Regions from separate parts of the Homo sapiens genome. Here region 1 is linked to region 2. Evidence: chromatin loops called from intact Hi-C (ENCODE). Cell type or tissue: GM12878. All regions are shown on one strand. Each heading gives the region's core, and the rest is flanking DNA. Links, peaks and the distances in the headings are about the cores only. Region 1 overlaps SIPA1L1 (signal induced proliferation associated 1 like 1). Region 2 overlaps SIPA1L1 (signal induced proliferation associated 1 like 1).

Region 1 (11,847 bases), core at 1,841-9,840, 66 kb after region 2:
TTGTAAAATCAACTTTTTTTTAAAAGCAGATGAGAAATATTTGAGCTACACAAAACAAATTCTTAGAGGATCAATGCTTTAAAAATTTTAAATTAATAAGTAAATTTAACGCAATCCCAATAAGATTATCAGGATATTCTTTTAGAAATTCAAAAGCTGGCCGGGTGCAGCAGCTCATGCCTGTAATCCCAGCACTTTGGGAGGCCAAGGCAGGCAGATCACGAGATCAAGAGATTGAGACCACCCTGTCTAAGACGGTGAAACCCCGTCTCTACTAAAAATACAAAAAATTAGCCAGGCATGGTGGCACGCACCTGTAGTCCCAGCTACTCCAGAGACTGAGGCAGGAGAATCACTTGAACCCGGGCGATAGAGGTTGCAGTGAGCCGAGATCGTGCCACTGCACTCCAGCCTGGGTGACAGAGTGAGACTCTGTCTCAAAAAAAAAAAAAAAAAAAAAATTCAGAAGGTATGTCTGTAGTTTATATGGAAAATAAACAAGAACAATGAGGGCAATTATAAAAAAGAAGAGTAATAAGGGGGACCAGCTTTAATATTTGCCAGATAGTATAAAATATGTTATAAATATATAATAATTTAAAAGGTCTAAAACTGGTTCATGAACAAGCCATCAAATCAATGGATACAACAAACATTCTAAAAAGACTTCAGGAATTTGATAAGATAAAATGTGACATCAGTGTGGAAAAGATAAATTGTTCAATAAATGGTGCTGGCACAACTATACAGCCACATGGAAAAGAGGATGGGATACCAACTCACATTAAAATAAATCCCAAATTGATTTAAAGTCTTAAACATAAAACCCCACAAAGTATTAAAAGCAAGATATTTTTTCATAATCTTGAAGAGCCTAAGACCTAAGTAAGACATAAAATTCCAAAACCATGAAGTAGAATAGTAATAAACCTGATGATCCAAAAATAAATTCATATATAGCAAAAATTACCATAAACGACAAAATACAAACCCACTGGAAAAAACTAGCAGCCCCTATCACAAAGTGCTAATTTCCTTTTTATATAAAAACATTATTTCCATAGATAAATTGGCAGAGTCAATTCACAGAAAGGGAAATTGTTCTTAAGCACACGATAGTATGTTCAACCTCACTTATAACAAGAGAAATGCACAGAAAAATAGTGATAAAATTCCATTTTTTCACCTATGAAATTTGCAAAATTGAATTGTTAAATCACACGCTACCTGCAAGGGGGAGGTAAAACACATACATTGCTGAAGCCAACAGACACATGAAAAAATGCTCATCATCACTGGCCATCAGAGAAATGCAAATCAAAACCACAATGAGATACCATCTCACACCAGTTAGAATGGTGACCATTAAAAAGTTAGGCAACAACAGGTGCTGGAGAGGATGTGGAGAAATAGGAATACTTTCTCACTGTTGGTGGGACTGTAAACTAGTTCAACCATTGTGGAGGACAGCATGGCGATTCCTCAAGGATCTAGAACTAGAAATACCATTTGACCCAGCCATCCCATTACTGGGTATATACCCAAAGGACTATAAATCATGTTGCTATAAAGACACATGCACACGTATGTTTATTGCGGCACTATCCACAATAGCAAAGACTTGGAACCCACCCAAATGTCCATCAATGATAGACTGGATTAAGAAAATGTGGCACATATACATCATGGAATACTATGCAGCCATAAAAAAGGATGAGTTCATGTCCTTTGTAGGGACATGGATGAAGCTGGAAACCATCATTCTCAGCAACCTATCACAAGGACAAAAAACCAAACACCGCATGTTCTCACTCATAGGTGGGAATTGAACAATGAGAACACTTGGACACAGGAAGGGGAACATCACACACCGGGGCCTGTCGTGGGGTGGGGGAAGGGAGGAGGGATAGCATTAGGAGATATACCTAATGTAAATGATGAATTAATGGGTGCAGCACACCAACATGGCGCATGTATATATATGTAACAAACCTGCATGTTGTGCACATGTACCCTAGAACTTAAAGTATAATTTAAAAAAAAAGAAAAAAGAAAAACACATACATTGCTGAGAGGAGTGTAAATGTATACAATGTTTAAGCAGGGCAGTTTAGCAATAAAGATACGAATATATTCTTCCACCCAAAAATGCCTCCATATAAACTGCATACTTGCAAGCTCAAGGATAGCCACTGTAGCACTGTTAATAATATCAAAAGATTGGAAACAACTTAAAGTCCATTATTAAGAGACTAGGTAAAAACTGGAATAAAACACAATGAAAGCATAGTACAGTATGCTACCATTTGTGTAAAAATAAATTTCTACGAAGCATACATATTGCTGGGCACAGTGGCTCATACCTGTAATCCCAGGACTTTGGGAGGCCAAGGTGGGAGGATCACTTGAACCCAGGAGTTTAAGACCAGCCTGGACAACATAGGGAGAGACTCTGACTTTACAAAAAAATAGTAAGTTAGTTGGGCATGGTGGTGCACACCTGTTGTCCCAGCTACTGAGGAGGCTGAGGTGGGAGGATCGCTTGAGCCCAGGAGTTCAAGGCCACAGTGAGCTATGATTGTCCCACCACACTCCAGCCTGGGCAACAAGGCAAGACCCTGTCTCAAACAAAACCAAACAAAAGAGCATACGTATAAATGAAATGTGGCATTTCTGGATTAGATCCTGGAAAACAAAAAGGACAGGAACAGAAAAACAGGTGAAATCTGAATAAAATTTATATAGTTTAGCTTCACTGTATTACCTTGGAATATTATTCCATGGACTTGTAACATCCATATGAAAACATAAAATTTAGCTTTTTAAAAATCTAATTACTTTGTGATTAAACTTACTTCATCTGTGATACTCATATCCTTCTACATATTGCTAATAAGAAACATCAAGAGTATATGTATTTCTTCAACACTTTTAAAATATATCCATTACTGCACCTAAACATACAGGACATCTGTCTCATCTACTAGATTTCAGGTCCTTAACAGTAGAGGCTGTCAAACTCATCTCTGTACTCAAAGAATCTGACAAATATTTACCACACAGAAAGAGTTCAACAAATGAAAGCCAAAATTAATAGGTTCTGGTCCAGTGATCCAATTTTTAATTAGTGAGAAATTTTGTATTCCAAATGTCTCAACAATTCTAAGGGTTTCCTTTGATCATTAGTCACAATCACATGGAAGAGAAAAGCAAAGGACAAAGAGAAGTGAAGTAATTCTCACTAAGGATTTAAGTGGGAAAATAGAGAGGCATTTTAAATATACTACCTTCCAACTTTCTAGACATTTTGCTCTGTGCTAGGGGCTGTAGAGAATATAAAGATAGATAAGATATAATCCTTACAATAAAGGTTGGGCATAATTCATTTAAAGTCAACATTTGAAAAGGTGAAACTATGAAATTGCCTTGGATTTTCAAGAATGTTTTCCATGGAAGGTATTAAAATCCTTTTCAATGAAAAGTGCCTTATTTTGCAATGTAAGAATGTGATAAAACTCCGATTTTGACAAAGTTTTGGTCTTCAATGATCTTTTCTCAGGAAAAAAAAAACTCATGGACAGCATGCTTAAGAATGTCCAGACAAGCACTAGGTGCAGTGGCTTACGCCTGTAATCCCAGCACTTTGGGAGGCTGAGGTGGCAGGATCCCTTGAGCTCAAGAGTTTGAGACCAGCCGAGGTAACATGGTGAAGCCCCGTCGCTACAAAAAGTACAAAAATTAGTTGGGCGTGGTGGCGCACACCCATAGTCCCAGCTACTCAGGAAGCTGAGGTTGGAAGATTGCTTGAGCCCGAGAGGTTGAGGCCATGGTGAACTGTGATTGCACTACTGCACTCCAGTCCGGAAAAGAGAATGAGGCACTATCTCAAATAATAATAATATCCAGACAAGAGTCTACCTTCAAACTCCATTGATAATCTAATCTTGCAAATATCCAAAATCCAAAAGATAATTCAGGAAATAGAGACTCTGAGTTCCCTGAACGGGTAAAAAGAATACTGCTAAGTTTCTCCCAAAGCATTAAGAGTGCTCTCTAACTCCAGAAACTCAGAGTTCTAAGCCTTAGCTCTAACACTATACAGCAGAATAACCTTGTCAAACCACCTGATCTCTGTAAATATCCATTCTCACCTATAAACAGATAACAAATAAGGTTCTTTCCAGATATAAAACTCTATTATACCCCTTTCCATTCACACTCTAAGCAAAAGATCTTATAATCCTTTCATACAAACACACACCAACACATGCATTTGTGCATGTTCAGTGGAAGAGCTACCTGTAACATTTACTTCCTATTTCCATAGCAGCCCAGCCACAAAAACAAAATAGTATTTGATTACAAATCAGGGGCATATAAAAGCAGTTCGCAAATGAATGTGAAAAGGATTTATTCAGTACTATGAAATTAAATAAAAATGTGCATGTTGTACAATCAAACATTCATTTGATTGTTCATTCTGTTGAGGTGCAGAAAACAATACCCCAAAATGAAGGTCTCAGAAGCAAACGCTTTTCTCTGACCTTCTCCTGCCCTCCTGTCTCTCAGTCCCACTCTCTGCTGAGGCTGACCATAGAAACTGGAATCCCTCTTTCCCAAGGCAGATCATAGAAACCAGAAATCCCTTTCCTCAGAGCTAGTCATAAAACATAAATACATTACTATAACTTTCCCTCCACCTTTCTGTGTAAATACTGGCCATAAAGAAATTATCTGACTACCTTGTGTGATTGTAGGTTGTTAGGCCCCCATTCTAGAGAAGGTTGTGCCTCAGACCCCGAGGGAAGGAATTCATGCTCAGAGAGGCCAACAAGAATCTAGATAGGCAGGCCAGGCACAGTGGCTTATGCTTGTAATCTCAACAATCTGGGAGGCCGAGGCAGGAGGATTGCTTGAGCCCAGGAGTTCAAGACCAACCTGGCAACATAGTAAGGCCTCATCTCTACAAAAAATAAAAAATTAGTCAGGCAAGGTGGCACAGGTCTAGAGTCCCAGCTACTCCGGAGGCTGAAACAGGTGGATTGCTTGAGCCCAAGAGTTTGAGGCTGCAGTGAGCTGTGATCACGCCAATGTACTCTAGCCTGGGCTACAGAGACAAGATCCTTTCTCAAAAATTAAAAAAAAGAAAAAGAAAAAAAGAAAGCAAGAAGCACCACCTAGACAGGCCCTGCTGAGTTTCCCCACTCAACTGATTACCATTTAATCACCTCCTTTTTGTCAAAGCCTATTTCTACACGGCTGTCTATACTCTGTTGAACCTAAGCATAAAAATAGACAATTTCCCTGTATCTTTGGGTTTTCATTTTGAAAGCTTCTGTGTACACACATTAAATAAATTTGCATGCCTTTTCTCCAATTAATCTGCCTTTTCTGAGTTGATTTTCTATCAAACCTTCAGAGAGGCCAAGAGGAGCCCTCCCTTGGCCCTTATAGTTCATTCATGTTAAGGATTATGAAGTCCAACTTGGCTTTCATGTGATTTATTTTTATTTATTTATTTATTTTCTAGACACTATCTTGCCTCTGTTGCCCAGGCTGGAGTACAGTGGTGCAATCACAGCTCACTACAGCCTTGACCTCCCAGACTCAAGCAATCCTCCCACCTCAGCCTCCCAAGTAGCTGGAAGTACAGGCATGCTCCACCATACCTAGCTAATTTTTGTATTTTTTTGTAGAGACTAGGTCTCACGATGTTGCCCAGGCTGGTCTCGAACTCCTGGACTCACGCGATTCTCCTGCCTCAGCCTCCCAAGTGCTGATATTACAGCTGAGAGCCACCACACCCAGCCTCATGTAATCTTTTATGTACTAGTTAAGTCCACATATAACTACTTCTGTGAGTTATCTTTAGGAGTGTATACTGCTACTTGACATTTTTACTTTATTTGCCTCTTTTCATAGTGTGGAAGAAAGCACAGTAGGGGAAAGTTGCAAGAATATTCACCCATATGAAAAGATGTGAATTAGCAGTGGGTGGTTTTCTTCTAACTTATTTAACATAATCCTTAGCTCTGGACTACTAGCTTGAAAGCTGATTGTATGAAAAGCAGAACAAGGATCTGTGAGTAGGAGTTAACATGCTAAAAGCATATCGTGCATTTAATTATCTCATCAACTGAAACTGTCCCTTTCAAAATACACAAATAACACTGCGCTGCTAACAAATTTGTTCTCAAGAAGTTTTTTTTCCCTAAATAACAAAAAATATAAGTGTATATGTATATCTATATAGGACCTTTATAATAATATCAATAATAGGTCCTTCACATTTCCACAGTGAAGGATAAAACTGAGTTGATCAGGATTTGAAATACCCATCTTTAAGGATGAACTAGAAAAGCCTCCCTGAGGAAATGAATTTGAATGTGTTTCAAAGGGAGGGCAAGGTGACTTGACAGGTGGTGAAAAGAAAGAGAAATTGCAAGCAAGGAAAATGCCCTGTGCAAAAGCTGCCCCTGTGGTTTCTCAAGAAGCAGAGTCGCAAAGTGATCCCACAACTGAGAAAGATATTAGTTAAGCACAAACAAAAGGGAGAGAAGCTACACATTATGTGACACTCAGCCTCAGTTTTCTCATCTGTTATAGGAGAAGGCTGGATTAAGTGATTTCTCTGGTCCCGTGCAGCTTGTTTCCTATGAGGCACTGCACTGACAACCTCATGCTCCCAAAAACCCTGCTGGGCTCCTGGCTTATTAGCCCCATTTGTTAGATGAATAGAGTGAGGCTCAGAATACTGATGAGATCTCCAGCTAGAGGATTGTAGAGATAAAATGGAACAGACGTAACTATTGTGGAGAAAGAAGTGGCATATGAAGACTGATAACTTCAAAAACCAAAGCTTCTGAAAATAATTTATTGATAAAATAAGTATTACAGTTTTTTATTTTCTTAAAAGATCAAAAGGAAGAAAGAAATATTCCCCATCATACCAGACAACCATGCAAAAAAAAAGGAAAAGAATAAATACCATTCTTACTTTGAAACCAACAGTCCTTTAAGGGAAACTAGAGGAGGTGGTGTGCCTATTTCTGCCCAGCAGTAGCTCTCATTTAATTATGTATTCCCTCTGCCTGTGGTGTCCATAATGAGGTAGGTGTGATGCTGAATATACAACACATCCCTCAGCCATTAGAACACAGATTAGCAGTTAACTGAAGAAGTCTTCCAAACTTCAGAAGCACTTAAGACAACCCTCACACCTAGCTTTACCCCCAATGCACAGATTGTAAAACAAGGTGTTACTTTTACATAAAAGCTCAATGGTAATTATAGTAATTTACCTGCAATTATTCAACAGCAGAATTCTTTATTTCTAAATAAATTCACATCTGATAGCAAAATACAGTGCAATGAATAAAACTAGCCTTCAACTTCAAAGCCAAATATTATAAGCTAATGAGATCTACCTATTTGTAAATATACATCAGGTCTTCAAACACAGTTCCTATCCTGTACCATTTCTCCACATATAAACATATAGGACTAAAGAACCTATCCTCTGCTGATGGAAGCCACTTAGATAAAGCAATTCGAGAGTGTCTATTACAATATCCCATGACCTGACAACTGCATAGAGAAACATGCCCATATACACAGAGCCAAGGACAAGGATGTTGCCTGCAGCCTTGTTTATAATCAGGAACTATCAGAAACAATCTAGAAGTTCAGCAATGGGAAAAATGAAGAAAAAAAAAATCAATCCCCATGACTAGGCAGCAGTTAAAAAGGATGAACTGGGATTATATGAACCAACATGAATACCTATCCAAAGCCAGTTGTTGAATAAAAAAAAAAAATTACAGATATTAAATACAATGGCAATTATGTGAAGTTTCTAAAATACAAAAATACAATGCTTTTATATTATAAATAAAAATAAAAGTACCAAATCAACAAACTGTTTACCAGTGGAGAGCAAGCCAGAGAACCAGGACGAGGGAAGTGGGGAGGAAACAGGCACTCAAACCTTATAAATGGACTAATTTATTACTTCTATTAAAAAATTAATCTTGAAAAAATGTCCCACAAAAACAAAATGTTATCAAGTGACTTGGGATTAAATAATACGGTGAAATAAAAATAATATCTCAGCAACTATTACTAAATTAAAATGAAATTGAGGAGCAGGTTCTGGGATGATCACAGAGTAGCAAGTATCAGGAATCTGTCTTCCCGCCCAGACAATAGATGCACTGGCAGAATCTATCCAAAATAATTATTTTGGAGCTGTGGAATCTATGGAAAACTTGCAACTTCTAGCAGAAAGCCTGAACAGTTCATTGAGGTTATTTTCATTTAATTTTGGCTCTTACCGTAGTTGCAGCTACCCATCATCTACCCCAAGTCCTGGGGCAGGTAGCTGGGCACACATTTCCTAGAGTAGTTTGCACACAGCTGGCAAGAGCCAGGATGGGCAAAAAGGACCCTGCCCTCTAAATATCAGGGATCTGTGCTCTAATGGCTGACTGCTGCTTCTGATCACAAAAGTGCAAAGAGGCCACTGTTGTTGAACCTCCCCTCTTGCAGGAAGCCCCTCCTTTTTGACCAAAGGGACTTCAGGGCATTTAACAGGCCAGAGCCCTTCTCCCCAACCCCCATTCAATTTTCTCTTTACCCCTTTTAAGGGCCAGACATTAAAGACTAGGCCATTCAAAAGCAACCACATATATGGGGAAAATTAGAACGTGACCATGCATGGTCAGGGAAAGGTGCAGACTCAGAAAATATCTGAAAAGACCTTAAATTTACACATCAGATTGATCATCAGCACACAGACAGCCTACAATAAAAATAAAAATAAAAATAAAACCAGTAAAAAAGAAAAAAAAAACCGCAAATCATAAGGAAGGGGGAGAATCTGATTTCCAGAGTTGGCACATTATGAGATTAAAATGTCCAGTTTTCAGCCAGGCATGGTTGCTCATGCCTGTAATCCCAGCATTTTGGGAGGCTGAGGTGGGGGGAATCACCTGAGGTCAGGAGTTCGAGACCAGCCTGGCCAACATGGCAAACAAAACCCCATCACTACTAAAAATACAAAAATTAGCAGGCACAGTGGCACACACCTATAGTCCCAGCTGCTTGGGAGGCTGAGGCAGGAGAATCGCTTGAATCTGGGAGGTGGAGGCTGCAGTGAGTCAAGATCACACCACCGCACTCCATCTCAAAAAAATGAGACTCCATCTCAAAAAAAATAAAAATAAAAAAATAAAGTGTCCAGTTTTCAACAACAACAACAAAATCACAAGAAACACAAACAGGAAAATACTGCCCATTCAAAGGAAAAAATAAATTAAAAACTGACCCTGAAAAATACTTGTTGGCAGATTTACTAGACAAAAACAACCATGTTAAAGATAAACAAAGAACTAAAGGAAGATGTAGAGAAACTTAAAAAAAAATTCATAAGCAAAATGAAAATATTCATAAAGAGATGCAAAATCCAGAAAAAAATTTTTGAAGTTGAAATGCACAATAGAAATGAAAAATCCACTGAGGGAATCAAAGGCAGATTTGAGGATGCAGAAGAAAGAATCAGTGAACCTGAAGAGAGGACAATGAAAATGATCAAGTCTGAGAAACAGGAAGAAGACTGTAGAAAAGTGAGCAGAGCCAGGGGACCTATGGGACACCATCAAGCTAAGCAACACATACATTGTGAGAGTTCCAAAAGGAGACAAGAAAACTCAAAGAGACCCCCATTGATACACATTATAATATCTTTCTAAAGACAAAGATAGAATCTTGAAAGCAGCAGGAGAAAAGCAACTCATCACATACAAAGGATCCTCCTAAGATTATTAGCAGTTTTCTCATCAGAAACTTTGGAGGCCAAAAGGCAGTAGGAAGATATATTCAAAGTGCAAAAAACAAACAAACAAACCTATCAACCAGAATGTTATTCTGTCAAAACTGTCCTTCAAAAGTGGGTGCGAAATGAAGACATTCTCAGACAAAAAAAAAAGCTGAGAAAGTTGACTACCATTAGACCCGTCTTGCAAGAAATGATAAAAGAAGTCCCTGCAGGGTAAAAATAAAAGGACACTAAAAAGTAACTTGCAGCCACATAAAGAAATAAAGACTTCAATAAAAGAAAATGCAGGAGCAATTATAAAAGTATCATTGTAAAAACAGTCTGTAACTGCATTTTTTGTTTGCTCTGTGATTTAAGAGACTAAACTTTCTCTAAAAATTTAGTCTAAAAGGTAGTGCTATTAGTTACAATGCCACATTTTGTTTTCTACATGGTTTAAGAAATGAATGCACTAATCTCTTATTAGTTCATTATTACTTTATGTTTTTGAGCACACAAGGTATAAAGATGTAATTCTGTGACATCAACAGTGAAAAAGGTGGTGCCTGAACTATTAGAGGAAGAGAGTTTATGTAGTTAAGCTGGTATAAATTCAGGCTGGGTGCAGTGGTTTACAACTGTAATCCCAGCACTTTGGGAGGCCAGGGCAGGCAGATCATTTGAGGTCAAGAGTTTGAGACCAGCTTGGCCAACATGGTGAAACCCCGTCTATACTAAAAATACAAAAAAATTAGCTGGGCATGGTGGTGCACGCATGTAATCCCAGCTACTCAGGAGGCTGAGGCAGGAGAATCGCTTGAACCTGGGAGGCAGAGGTTGCAGTAAGCCAAGATCATACCACTTGCACTCCAGCCTATGCAACAGAGTGAGACTCTGTCTTTGGGAAAAAAAAAAAAAAAAGAAAGAAATTCAAATTAGGGTATTATGACTTTAGAATGTTAAATGTAATTCCTATGGTAACCACAAAGAAAATACCTACAGAATACAAACAAGAAAAAAAAAATTTTAAAGGTTTCACTAAAAACAAACAAACAAACAAATACAAAAGTCAACAGTTAATGCTAGAAATAAGGAACCAAAAAGCTACAAGGCATGTAGAAAACAAATAGCAACATGACAAAAGTGCCTCCTTATCAGTCATTACTTTAAATGTAAATGGATTAAACTCTCTAATCAAAAAAGACAGAGAATGGTAGAACAGATAAAAACAACCTCTGATAGACAAAGGACATGTGTTTAAAGATTAAAAAATTAAAAAACATGATCCAACTATATGCTATCTACAAGAGGCTCACTTTAGATCCAAAGACACAAACAGATTCTAAGTGCAGTAATAAAACGATTATTTCGTGCAAATAGTCACCAAAAGAAAGCAAGGATGGTTATACTAATACCTAACAAAATAGATTTTAGGTCAAAAACGCTTACATTAAACAAAAAAAGGACATTATATAGTAACAAAAAATACAATATAGCAAGATATAACCATTATAAAAATTTATTCACCTAACTATCAAAATATCTAAAATAAATCTAAAATAAAACCAAAGAGAGAAATAGACCATTCTACAATAATAGTTGGAGACATCAATACCCCATTCTCAATAATGGATGGAACAACTGGACTGGATACAAGGAAACAGAGGACTCAAAAAACACAAGAAACCAACTGAACTAACAGGTATATACAGAACACTCCAAGAACAGTATACACATTCTTCTTAAAAGCATATGGGATATTTTCCAGGACAAGCCATATACTAAGCCACAAATTAAGTCTCAACAGATTTTCAAAGATGCCACATAAAATGTCTTCTGCAATCACAACACGATGAAGTTAGAAATTAATAAGAAGTAAAACTATTTCCACAAAACACAAAATTGTAGGATACTGAACAACATATTCTTAACCAATAGATCAAAGGAGAAATCACAGGGGAAATTAGAAAATACTTAAGACTTGAACAAAAATGAAAACACAAATGCCAAAACTTATGGGACACAGCAAAGGC
Region 2 (11,847 bases), core at 2,150-10,149:
GACCTTCTAGTTGTATAACTTTGTAATTTACTTTCACATGCATTGTTCTTAGGATAAAATGAGCTATACTATTAGATATAAGAACTCCAGATCTTCCCATTTTTAAATAATACTATCTACACCATTTGAAGCTAAACTCAGACATACAAACTTCATCATGCTAAAATTTATCAAGCACATTTTTTCAATAGAGGTCAGGGACATGATGACTACAAAATTTCATGTTACATCATACAAGAATTGCAACTAACTGTCCTACAGCAAGGGGGGACATGCATAAGAATTCAAAACTTCTGGAATTTTATTACTAAGTCTTTTATAAAATATGGAGATAATATTTTCTGATTATTTAATATAAGGAATGCACTATGCTAGGAGAAATTTAAAAAGCAGCTCCTGTCCTTAAGAAAATCAGAGTATAACAGGGAAAGAAACATAAAGAACTTCATTAACATGTGGCAGAACACGGTGTTAGAGGAGTCTTACGAGAACACAAGGATGATAAAACTGAGAAGTATATTAAACCATAACTACATTTGCACTAATGTAGGTGAAAAATAGTCTCTCTGGATTAAATGGGTCACTAGGAATAAGAGTATTTTATTTTAGTTATCTGCAACATGTTTTAAATGTTGACAAGTTTTCATATTTAACATACTCTACCCTAATAGCCAAAAATTTTTGTTTCTGGGCTTTTAAAATACTCAAGATTCTAGGCTGGGCATGGTGGCTCATGCCTGTAATCCCTTTGGGAGGTTGAGCCGGGTGGATCACTTGAGGCCAGGAGTTTGAAACCAGCCTGGCCAACATAGTGAGACCCTGTCTCTACTAAAAACACACACACACACACACAAAATTGCCAGGCATGGTAGCATGTGCCTGTAGTCTCAGCTACTCGGGAGGCTGAGGCATGAGAATCACTTAAACCCTGGAGGCGGAGGTTACACTCCAGCCTGGCAACACAGCGAGACTCTGTCTCAAATATATATATATATATATATATATTTTTTTTTTTTTTCAAGTATCTCAAAGGCTCTCATGATAGTAAAACCAAAATAGCCAAATAAAAGCATCAGTCCATGAAGGTAAAATGGTTTTTAAGAACAACCATGGCTAATACTGAAGAATTCTAATTACTTGTTAGCATACCAGGCTACAATATGACACACAGAAGAAAAAAAAAAAAAAGCTATGTTCAATGAAGATTTTTTTTTTTTTTTTTGGAAACAGGGTCTTACTATGTCGCCCAGGGTAGAGTGTACTGGCAGTTCACAGCAGCCTCTACTTCCCGGGTTCAAGTGGCCCTCCCACCGCGGCCTCCCGAACAGTTGGGACTATAGGCACATGCCAACATGCTCAGCTAATTTTTGTATTATTTATTTATTTATTTATTTTGTAGAGACGGGGTTTCGCCATGGTTTGAGACCCAGGCTGGTCTCAAACTCCTGGAAATCAAGCAATCCTCCCACCTTGGCCTGCCAATGTGCTGGGATTACAGGCATGAGGCCACTGTGCCCAGACTTCAATTAATTTTTTAATGAAGCTTTTATAAAAACTGAAACGTACAAATTCTACATGTACATCTTTTAGAACTTTCAGAAACTGAACCGACCACTGTAACTACTACTCGATCAGGAAAGAGAACATTACCAACACCTCAGAAGCCACCCTCATAAGTCCTCAGTAACCTCCAGTGCTAACAACCATTTTGACTTCCAGCACCACAGATTAGTTCTGCCTGTTTTTGTATGGTCACTTTACAACATGGGAAAAGCAATTTATTTAAATGGGGTCAGAGAATATGTACACTTTCTTATGTCTTCTTTTGTTTCACATTGTGAACTTCATCTTTGTTGCTATGGAAAGCAAAATACTACAGAGGATTTCACCATTTATCTTTTTTCTTCATATATATTTATTTTTATTTATTTATTTATTTTTGAGACAGGGTCTCGCTCTGTCACCCAGGCTGGAGTGCAGTGGCTTCAACATGGCTCACTGTAGCCTCGACTCCTGGGCTCAAGCGATCCTCCCACCTCAGCCCCCCAAGTAGCTGGGACCACAGATGCACACCACTGCACCCAGCTAATTTTTAAAATTTTTTATAGAGATGACGTCTAACTATGTTCCCCAGGCTGGTTCAAACTCCTGAGCTGAAGCAATCCTCTTGCCTTGGCCTCCCAAAGTACTGGGATTACAGGCCTGAGCCGCTGCACTCGGCACCTTTTAATGTTTTTGTTTTGTTTTGTTTTTGGAGGCGGAGTTTCGCTCTTGTTGCCCAGGATGGAGTGCAATGGCACGATCTCGGGTCACCGCAACCTCTGCCTCCCGGGTTTAAGCAATTCTGCTACCTCAGCCTCCTGAGTAGCTGAGATTATAGGCATGCGCCACCATGCCCAGCTAATTTTGTATTTTTAGTAGAGATGGGGTTTCTCCATGTTGGTCAGGCTGGTGTCAAACTCCCGATCTCAGGTGACCCGCCCGCCTTGGCCTCCCAAAGTGCTGGGATTACAGGAGTGAGCCACTGCACCCTGCCCCCTTCTAACTTTTGATGAACATTTTGTTCTATTCTAGTTTGATGCAAGCACAAATAATGCTGCTATAAACACTTTTGGCATATTCTTTGGGGCACAGATGTGTGTGTTTCCATTGTATCTGTACACCTGGTAGTGGAACTGCTGGGTCAAAAGTTCTAGCAATTTTACTCCCACTAGCAGGGTGTATAAGTTGCAATTTATACTTCCACGAGCAGAGCTGTCCAATTGCTCTACACTTGGAGTTATCTTTTTCATTTGTTCTACTGGTAAGAATATAATAATACAACTGTGGCTTTAATTTGCGCTTCCACCATATGATTTTGAGGGCCTTTTAAGAGGCTTATTTTATTGTCCAAATGAGCATCTTCTTTTGTGAATTGCTTCTTCAAGTCTTAGATCTTTGGCTGGGGGAAGGCAAGAGGGAGGGAGTGTCACGCTTTTATTGATTTGTAGCTCTTTATGTATTGTGGTTATGAGTGCTCTGTTGGATGTATGTGTTGCAAATATTTCCTCCCACTCTGTAACTTGCCTTTTTGCTCTTAATTTTTATTTTGTTGAAGAGAAATTCTTAATTTTAATGTTCAACTTATCAATGTCTTCCTTTATCTAGTTAATCTCAATGACACTCAAACACTACGTCCAAATGTCAAAAAAAGGAATGTTTAGACTAATTCAACTAATATTAGCATGTTTATAATAGATATTTTAAAGAAGTTTATGCAAAGATTTTAATTTCTAACAAATTTGGCATAATTGCTCAATAAAAAAGAACCTTAGGGCTTATTTTAGTGAAAAATGGTTAGGAACTGAATCTCTGGTTTCTGGTGGGACACATATCAATGACCTCCTTCTCAATTAAACGATTTTAAATTTCTATTCTCATTCAAACAATTTTGCACAGTGGCTCTTAAAGACAGGTTTTGCTTTAATATCATGAAGAAACTGAGAATCTAAGTAATGTGAAACAAAACAAATCAAAAAAGCCCCCCAAAACAAATTACACCCCTGAATATCTCATTACTAAAATTAGGGCAATGATTATTTAGCACATCAATCACCTTTTTTTTCCTTTTGCTAATTTCTATTGCTATCCTATTTCACATCCTGAAATGAGAACCAAAAATAACTGAGGAAAATAAAGCTGTTAGATTGATAATTTAAGATATGATATTTGCATAACAAATTACCATATTATGATACAATTACATATTCCTTAAACAAGAACTTGCTTGACAGGATGAGGCATGCAAAGCAGCAAAGTACTTTAAAAACTTGAGAAAAAATCTGGTCAACAATACGCAAGCAGATGTTGTGCTTATATAAATTACATACATAGGAAGAGTTTCCTTTTCTCTCTCTGTATAGATATATACATATTTTTGAGACAGGGTCTCACTGTGTCATCCAGGCTGGAATGCAGTGACACGATCATAGCCCACTACAGCCTCAACCTCCGCAGGCTCAGGTGATCCTCCCACCTCACCCTACCAGGTAGCTACAGGCACGTGCCACCTCCTTTTCTATTTTTATAATCTTTGATTAAACTAACAATCTACTAATCAAGTTTTATTTATAATAAAAGCATCAAAATGACTTGATGAATGTGGGAAAGAATCAACCCTGCAAACCATGATTTAAATGTTTCTTTTATGCAATAACAACTTGAGGAATATACTTTTTCTTGTCACTTGTTAGATTAGTGTTAATGACAAATCATATAAACCCTATCATTTGAAGAATCTGAAGTATCCTAATTTTCCCAAAATGCTTTTCAGCAAAAGTATGCAATACTACATCATCAAAAATTAATAAATTAATATAAGCCTTGTAAAGAACATTTGATAACCTATGGTTAAACAGCACAAACAAAAAGCCTACTTCATCCTGTCCTGACTAGTCACAAACAGTAATACCTCACTTATCAAGAAAGCTCCATCTGAAAAATTCTACTCACCACATCACGGACTAGAAAAAGCAGCAAAAGAGTTGGTAGGCAAATTACATAAAGAAAAAACAAAAACTACCCAAACTCAAGATTGTTCAACAGCATCCATATAATTCTGAAAATAGTAGAATATGTACTGCATGGAATACTGTTTATTCAGCTCATAGACAATGCTCACTGCACACACAGATTCACACTCACAGACTCCTCAGATGAATTTCAGGGCCCCCAGTTTGGAGGAGCACTAAAACAGATGTTACAGAGTTTATGTACTTTCCTTAGAGAAGAGCTCTTGGGGAATTTACTGAGAAGCACTTCACTATTTTTTTTCAAACATGATTCTTATAGCCTTATTCATGATCATTTCATAAAAGCAGTAAACCAAAAACCGAATGGAAGTGGAAGCACTGCCAGAATCAGGCATGCTAACAGCAGAAAAGGAATGCCTGAAAGAGACATAAGCAGCCTTACACCACTCAATAGTCATTGCTAGCTTCCCTGTAATTTCAAACCCATATGAAAATTACAGTTCATACAATGACTTTGTTATCAAGAAAAGATTGTATTTTTAAGTGTACCTAAAATAAGATTTCTCAGAAAAGGTTAACATAGCAAATTTAAAGCTTAAAGAGGACACTCCACCAAAGAGGTACAAAGATAGCAAATACATGAAAGATGTCTGAAACCACCATTAGCCATTAGGGAGATGCAAATTAAAGTCATAAGAAGATCCCACTCACACCTATTAAAATGGCCAAAATTTAAAATGCTGGCAATACCATGTAGTGGCAAGAATGGGAAATGAGAACTCTCCAACATTGCTGGTGAGAACGAAAAATGATACAGTCACTCGTGAAAGTGGTTTGGCAGTTTCTCATAAAGCACTTACCCTATGACTCAGAAATCATGCACCTGGGCATCTATCCTAGAGAAATGAAAGCTTACATTAACAGAAAAATCTGGACACAAATGTTCATAGCAGCTCTATTCACAATCACTCAAAACTGGCAACAACTCAAGTGTCCTTCAACAGGTGATTGTATAAGCAAATTGGTATATCCACACAATGGAATATCCTGAAATAAAAAGCAACTACTGATACATGCAACAGCTTGGATGAATCTCAAAGGCAAGCTTAGTGAAAGCAGCTAGTCTTGGAAGATTATATACTGTATGGCTCCACTTATATAACATCCCAATTTATTAAGTTAAGTGACATTCTTTAAAAGAAAAAACTACAGGAATGGATGGCAGATCAGTGGTTGCCAGAGATTATAGGTAGGCAAAGAGGTGACTATAAAGGGGTAGCATGAGGGAGTTTTAGGGGGTTACAAAACTCTTCTGAATCTTTATTATAATGAAAGTCACAAAAATCCATACATGTATTTAAATTCCTGGGATTGTATATGTGTATGATCATTTAGAACGGTATGGGCCAGGTGTGGTGGCTCACATCTGTAATCCCCAGCATTCTGGGAGGCCAAGGAAGAACGATCCCTTGAGTCTAGGAGTTCAAGACCAGCCTGGGCAATATAGCAAGACCCCATTGTAATAAAAATAAATAAAACTGTAGGATCTTTTTTTTTGTTTTTTTGTTTGTTTGTTTTTTGAGATGGAGTTTTGCTCTTGTTGCCCAGGCTGGAGTGCAGTGGCGTGATCTCAGCTCACTGCAACCTCTGCCTCCTGGGTTCAAGTGATTCTCCTGCCTCAGCCTCCTGAGTAGCTGGGATTACAGACACGCGCCACCATGCCCAGCTAATTTCTGTATTTTAGTAGAGGTGGGGTTTCACCATGTTGGCCAGGATGGTCTCAATCCCCTGACCTCATGATCCTCCTGCCTCGGCCTCCCAAAGTGCTGGGATTACAGGCGTGAGCCACCGCGCCCAGCCCAGGATCATTTTTAAAGGATTCTCTTTTTAGTTTAAGATAAAAACATTACTGGAGAAAAAGAGGGACAATTTATAATGATAAAAGGGTCATCAGTGAAATATAATAATTAAAAACCTACATGCAACCTAACAACAGAGCACCAAAACAAATGAAACAGAACTGAGAGAGACAATTCATTAATAATTGAAGACTTCAAAACTCCACTCTAAATAATTGACAGAATAACCAGACAAAACATCAGCAAGGGTATAAACACTAGACAGTATAATTAACCATACTGACTTAACTGACATCTATAGAAAACTTCATCCAACAACAGCAGAATACACATTCTTTTTAAGGTCCAGGTTAGACCATTTGCAATGTCACAAAACAAGTCTCAAATTTAGAAGGATTGAAATAATATAAAATATGTTTGCTGATCACAAAGAATTAAAATCTACAATCAAAAGAAATTTGAGAAATCTCCAAATACTTGAAAATCAAACAATAACATCCAAACAACCCATGGGTCAAAGAAAAAAAAAATCACAAGCAAAATTAAGAAATATATTTATTATCATCATTAATACAATTTTTATTTTTAGACATGGAGCCTCGCTATGTTGCCCAGACTGGCCTTGAACTCCTTGGTGCAAGTGATCCTCCTGCTTCAGCTTCTTGAGTAGCTGGGACCACAGGCATATGCCACCACACCCAGCTCAAAATTTTAAAATACCTTAAACTGAATAAAAACAAAAATACAACATGTCAAAATTTATGGGATGCAGCTAAAGCTGTGGCTAAAGACAATTTTATAGCTTTTTTTTTTTTTTTCTTTTTTTTTAAGACAGGATCTTGCAGGCTAGAGTGCAGCAGCAAGATCATGGCTAACTACAGCAGTCTCAAGCAATCCTCCCAACTCAGCCTCCCAAGTAGATGGGACCACAGGCACATGCCATTAAACCCAACTGATTCTTTTTTTCTTTCTTCTTCTTTTTTTTTTTTTTTTTTTTTTTTTTTGTAGAGATGGAGTGTCACTATGTTACCCAGGCTGGTCTCGAACTCCTGGCCTCAAATGATCCTCCCACCTTGGCCTCTCAAAGTGCTGGGATTACAGGTGTGAAACACTGCTCACAGCTGAGAATTTTATAGCTTTAAACTTAAACCTATTTTAGAAAATAAGAAAGATCTCAATCGTCTTCACTTTAAGAAACTAAACAGTAAAGTAACCCCAAGCAAGCCAAAAGAAAGAAGTTAAAGTTTAGAGCAAAACCCAATGAAACTGAAAACAGAAAAACAGTAAAAGTCAATAAAACCAAAAGCTGGTTCTTTGAAAAAGTAAATAAAATAGACAAAGCTTTATTTAGATTGACCAAGAAAAAAAGAAAATTATCCCCCCCAAAATTACCAAAATCAGGAATAAATGAGGGAGCATCACTATTGACCCTACAGTATAAAATATAAATATATTTTAAATATATAAAAGAAAATATAAAAACAGTATGCCATCAAATTAGACAAATTAGATTAAATGGACAAATTCCTAGAGAGACATAAATAACCAATACCAACTCAAGAAGAAACAGAAAATCTCAATATACCTAAAACAAGAAATTGAATTACTAATTAAAAATCTTCCCAAAAAGAAAATACCAGGACTAGATGGCTTCACCATGGAATTCTATCAGATACATAAAGAAACAATGCCAATTCTTCACGAACTCTTCTAGAAAACAGAGAAAGAGACAACACTTCCCAGCTCATTTTATATTACCACAATACTAAAGCCAGACAAGAGCATTACAAAATAAGAAAACAATGAACCAATATTCCTCAAGAATTTACAAACAAAAATTCTCAATTAAAAAATCCTCTGTCTGGGTGCAGTGGCTCCCACCTGTAATTCCAGCACTTCTAGGAGGCCAAGATGGGAGGATCAACTGAGCCCGAGAGTTCAAGATCAGCCTGAGCCAGGCGCAGTGGCTCATGCCTGTAATCCCAGCACTTTGGAAGGCCAAGGCAGGTGGATCACGAGGTCAGGAGTTTGAGACCAGCCTGACTAAACATGGTGAAACCCTGTCTCTACTAAAAATACACAAAGTAGCCAGGCAAGGTGGTGCACACCTGTAGTCCCAGCTACTCGGGAGGCTGAGGCAGGAGTAACCAGCCTGGGCAATATAGTAAGGTCCCATCTCTACAAAAAATTTTAAAAATTAGCTGGATGAGGTTGCGTGTGCCTATAGTCCCAGCTACTATTGAGGCTGAAGCGGGAGGATCGCTTGATCCTAGGAGGATGAGGCTACAATAAGCCAAGATCATATCACTGCACTCCAGCCTGGGTGACACAGTAAGTAAGACCCTGTCTCAAAAAAAAAAAAAAAAAGAAAAGAAAAGAAAATCTCAATTAGATACTATGACCAAACGGGATTCATCTTAGCAAGTATGGTTTAACATCCAAAAATCAATTATTATAACCTCCAAAAGTCAATTAATTTAATACAACATATTAATAAAGGACAAAAAGCCACACGATTATATCAATATATACAGAAAAAGCACTTGAAAAATTTAATTCAACACCACTAATGATTTAAAAAGAAAAAGAAAAAAAGCCTTAGTAAACCAGGAACATAAGGGAACTTCCTCAGCCTGAACAAACATCATACCAACAGTAAAAGACTGAAAGCTTTCCCTCTAACATCAGGAACAAAACAAGGACGTCCACTGTCACCATTTCTATTCAACAATCCAATGAAGATTCTAACTGTTACAAGAAGGCAAAACAAAATAAAACAGAACAAAAATTAAAGGCATCTGAATAGGACAAGAAGGTGTAAAACTGATAACCTTCCAAAGCCTCAATTGTAGAGATTTTTCAATACTCACACAAGCACTACCCAATCAGAGAACTCATGTTTAAAAGCAAAAGCCCCTGTGCTATTGCATGGTAAAGACTGAACCACGGAGTCCCTTCGGGCTGGCCTGCCCACATCATCAGTGATCAGGAGTATAAAGTTCCTTCATAATATTAAAAAACAAACAAAATGCTGAATCTATCCTTTAAGGAGTAATAAAAACAAATATTTGCTGAATTAAAATTTATTCATAAAATATCTGACGTTTTCCAAATATAAACACACGTTAATTTTCTTAATCCATTTGAATAAAATCATATAGACTTTATAGTATCAGCTTCACTGCTAACAGAACATACATAACCTTTGTTCCACTGACTGCTTTTAGGTAAGAAACAATAATCCAAGTTTCCAGCCTGTGCTATATATTCTGATGAGGGATACTTTGGTGATGATACTTTGTCAAAATACTTTTTTTGTTGTTCAACATTATGTCCTTGGAGAAACATAATGAAAGTCTCCTCAGTCACTCTGGTTAATCAATTTAATTGTTTCTCTAGAAGTCACATCCACAAAAATAATTGAATTTGTATTGTTCACAAACATAGCAGTAAAACAAGACCTCCCATCTGCCCAAGTAGTTCTTCAACAACTACTTTCGCCAGGTGCAATAGCTCACACCCGTAATCCCAGCACTTTGGGAGGGTGAATGGGGAAAACTGCTTGAGCCCAGGATTCAACACCAGCCTGGGTAACATGGTGAAACCCCATCACTCCAAAAATAAAAAAAACTGGGGGCGTGGAGGGTTTGGGCACCTGTAGTCCTAGCTACTCAGGAGGCTGAGGCAGGAAAATTGCTTGGGCCCAGGAGTTCAAGGCTGCAGAAAGCTACAGAGCTACAGTCACACCACTGCACTCCAGCCTGGGTGACAGAGCAAGACCCTGTCTCTAAAAAAATAAATACCTATGTTTTGGGGGAGGGATAAAGGGGCAGGCACCACAGATATATTCTTTCGATATAAATTGATTTGGAAATTGGAGAACAGTTACATAAGTAAAAGAGATCCCAGATTCTGCCTTCCGGGACAACAAAAAAGGAGGTAAATGTATGAAAATGCCATTTACTGGCTGGGCACAATGGCTCATGCCTATAATCCCAGCACTTTGGGAGGCCACGGTGGGAGAATTGCTTGAGCCCAGGAGTTTGAGACCAGCCTGGGCAATAGAGTGGACCCCATCCCTACATTAAAAAAAAAAAAAAAATCTAGCCAGGCATGGTGGCATATGCCCATGGTCCCAGCTACTTGGGAAGCTGAGATGGATCGCTTGAGCCTGGGAGATTGAGGCTGGAGTGAACCATAATTGTGCCCTGGGCGAGAGAGTGAGCTCCTGTCTCTGAAAAATAAGAGCGGCTTTCACTCACAAATATTCTGACCACTAAAGAGCTACCGCACGGGCCTGGTCCTATCACACAGTCTTCAAGTCTGAAGCAGACAGCAGAGGTTGTTTATATCCAGAGTTTATATTAACATGACCTATATCCAGAAAACTGCTATCTGCCTCAACAGATGTCCACACTATTAAACAGCTCTGTCAAGCTCTTTCAGAATCAAAGATTTTTCTTAAAGAAAAGGAACACACTAAAATTGTCACCTGTAAACCCCACTTCTGGCTCTTTTTTAACAGGGCATCAAGCTGACCCTTTATGCTGTTGGAAAAAAACACGGCTATATTGAAGATTAAAACTTCTAAACTAATAAAAACAACACCACAGTTCTAAATTCTCTCCTGCCTCATCTCCCCTTGAAACTTCAAGCAATCCACACTTGCTCCTTCCTGCCAAATCCTTGCTGTAACTGTGCCATCAGGCTGCTAGCACGAAAAACTGAGTTACTATACCACCCTCTTTGCACTCAGCCCTGGTAGTAGCCAATATTTCCCAACACAGCCAAACAAAGACCTTGTTGTCAAGGACAGGCATCTCGGCCAATGCTAGCTACCGTGGTGCCTCGCCATTACACAGGTTGAAATACAGTCAAATCATTAGGTGACAGAGGGGAGATGGTGCTGACAGACTTGGATTAGCAGAAACAGGACAGCATTTTTCCCACACACGCACAACCCGAACTATAATAAATGAGGATTATCAGGTAAATTCTCATAATTCTCTTCATTTACAATTTACTGAAAATGTAGCCTACAAATGCCAACTCTTCATGTGGGGGGGCGGGGGAAGGGGTGTGTGTGTGTGTGTGTGTGTGTGTGTGTGTGTGTGTGTGTGTGTGTGTGTTTGAAATAAAACATTAAGCCTGAAACGGTGGCTCACGCCTGTAATCTCAGCACTTTGGGAAGCCAAGGCAGGCTGAGCATTTGACTGTTGTTCCAGCTACTTGTGGGGTTGAGGTGGGAGGATTGCTTGAGCCGGGGAGGTCGAGGCTGCAGTGAGCCATGATTGCACCACTGCACTCCAGTCTGGACGACAGAATGAGATTATCTCAAAACAACAATAACAACAACAACAACAACAACAAACAGGTTGCTCCCTAATACTACTGCTTATATTGCTTCTAGAGCACTGATTACAGTTCATATGTCCATATTTGTTTCATTTCTCTTCCACTAAGCCATTAAGTTCCAT

What was found. Hi-C counts contacts between places; a loop is a spot of excess contacts. Peaks named below come from ENCODE experiments on the same cell type or tissue, not always from the same donor. Only the 100,000 strongest peaks of a DNase experiment are listed, where the experiment ranks them.
Region 1: it touches region 2 in a loop (3.0-fold over the local background); 3 of 110 quality-filtered maps call a loop at or near these places.

The regions. Positions count from the first base shown.
Region 1 is chr14:71,425,375-71,437,221 of GRCh38, reverse strand. All of the region lies in intron 2 of SIPA1L1 (signal induced proliferation associated 1 like 1), which reads right to left. Among named protein-coding and RNA genes, the nearest start is that of SNORD56B, 33 kb to the right of the region's middle. In GM12878, for the core only: no CTCF peak of the experiment used is centred there; DNase peaks (open chromatin) are centred at 6,111 and 6,451; H3K4me3 peaks cover 452 bases; H3K27ac peaks cover 3,926 bases.
Region 2 is chr14:71,491,414-71,503,260 of GRCh38, reverse strand. The region is part of intron 2 of SIPA1L1 (signal induced proliferation associated 1 like 1); the gene reads right to left. Among named protein-coding and RNA genes, the nearest start is that of SNORD56B, 99 kb to the right of the region's middle. In GM12878, for the core only: no CTCF peak of the experiment used is centred there; a DNase peak (open chromatin) is centred at 5,320; H3K4me3 peaks cover 665 bases; H3K27ac peaks cover 4,930 bases.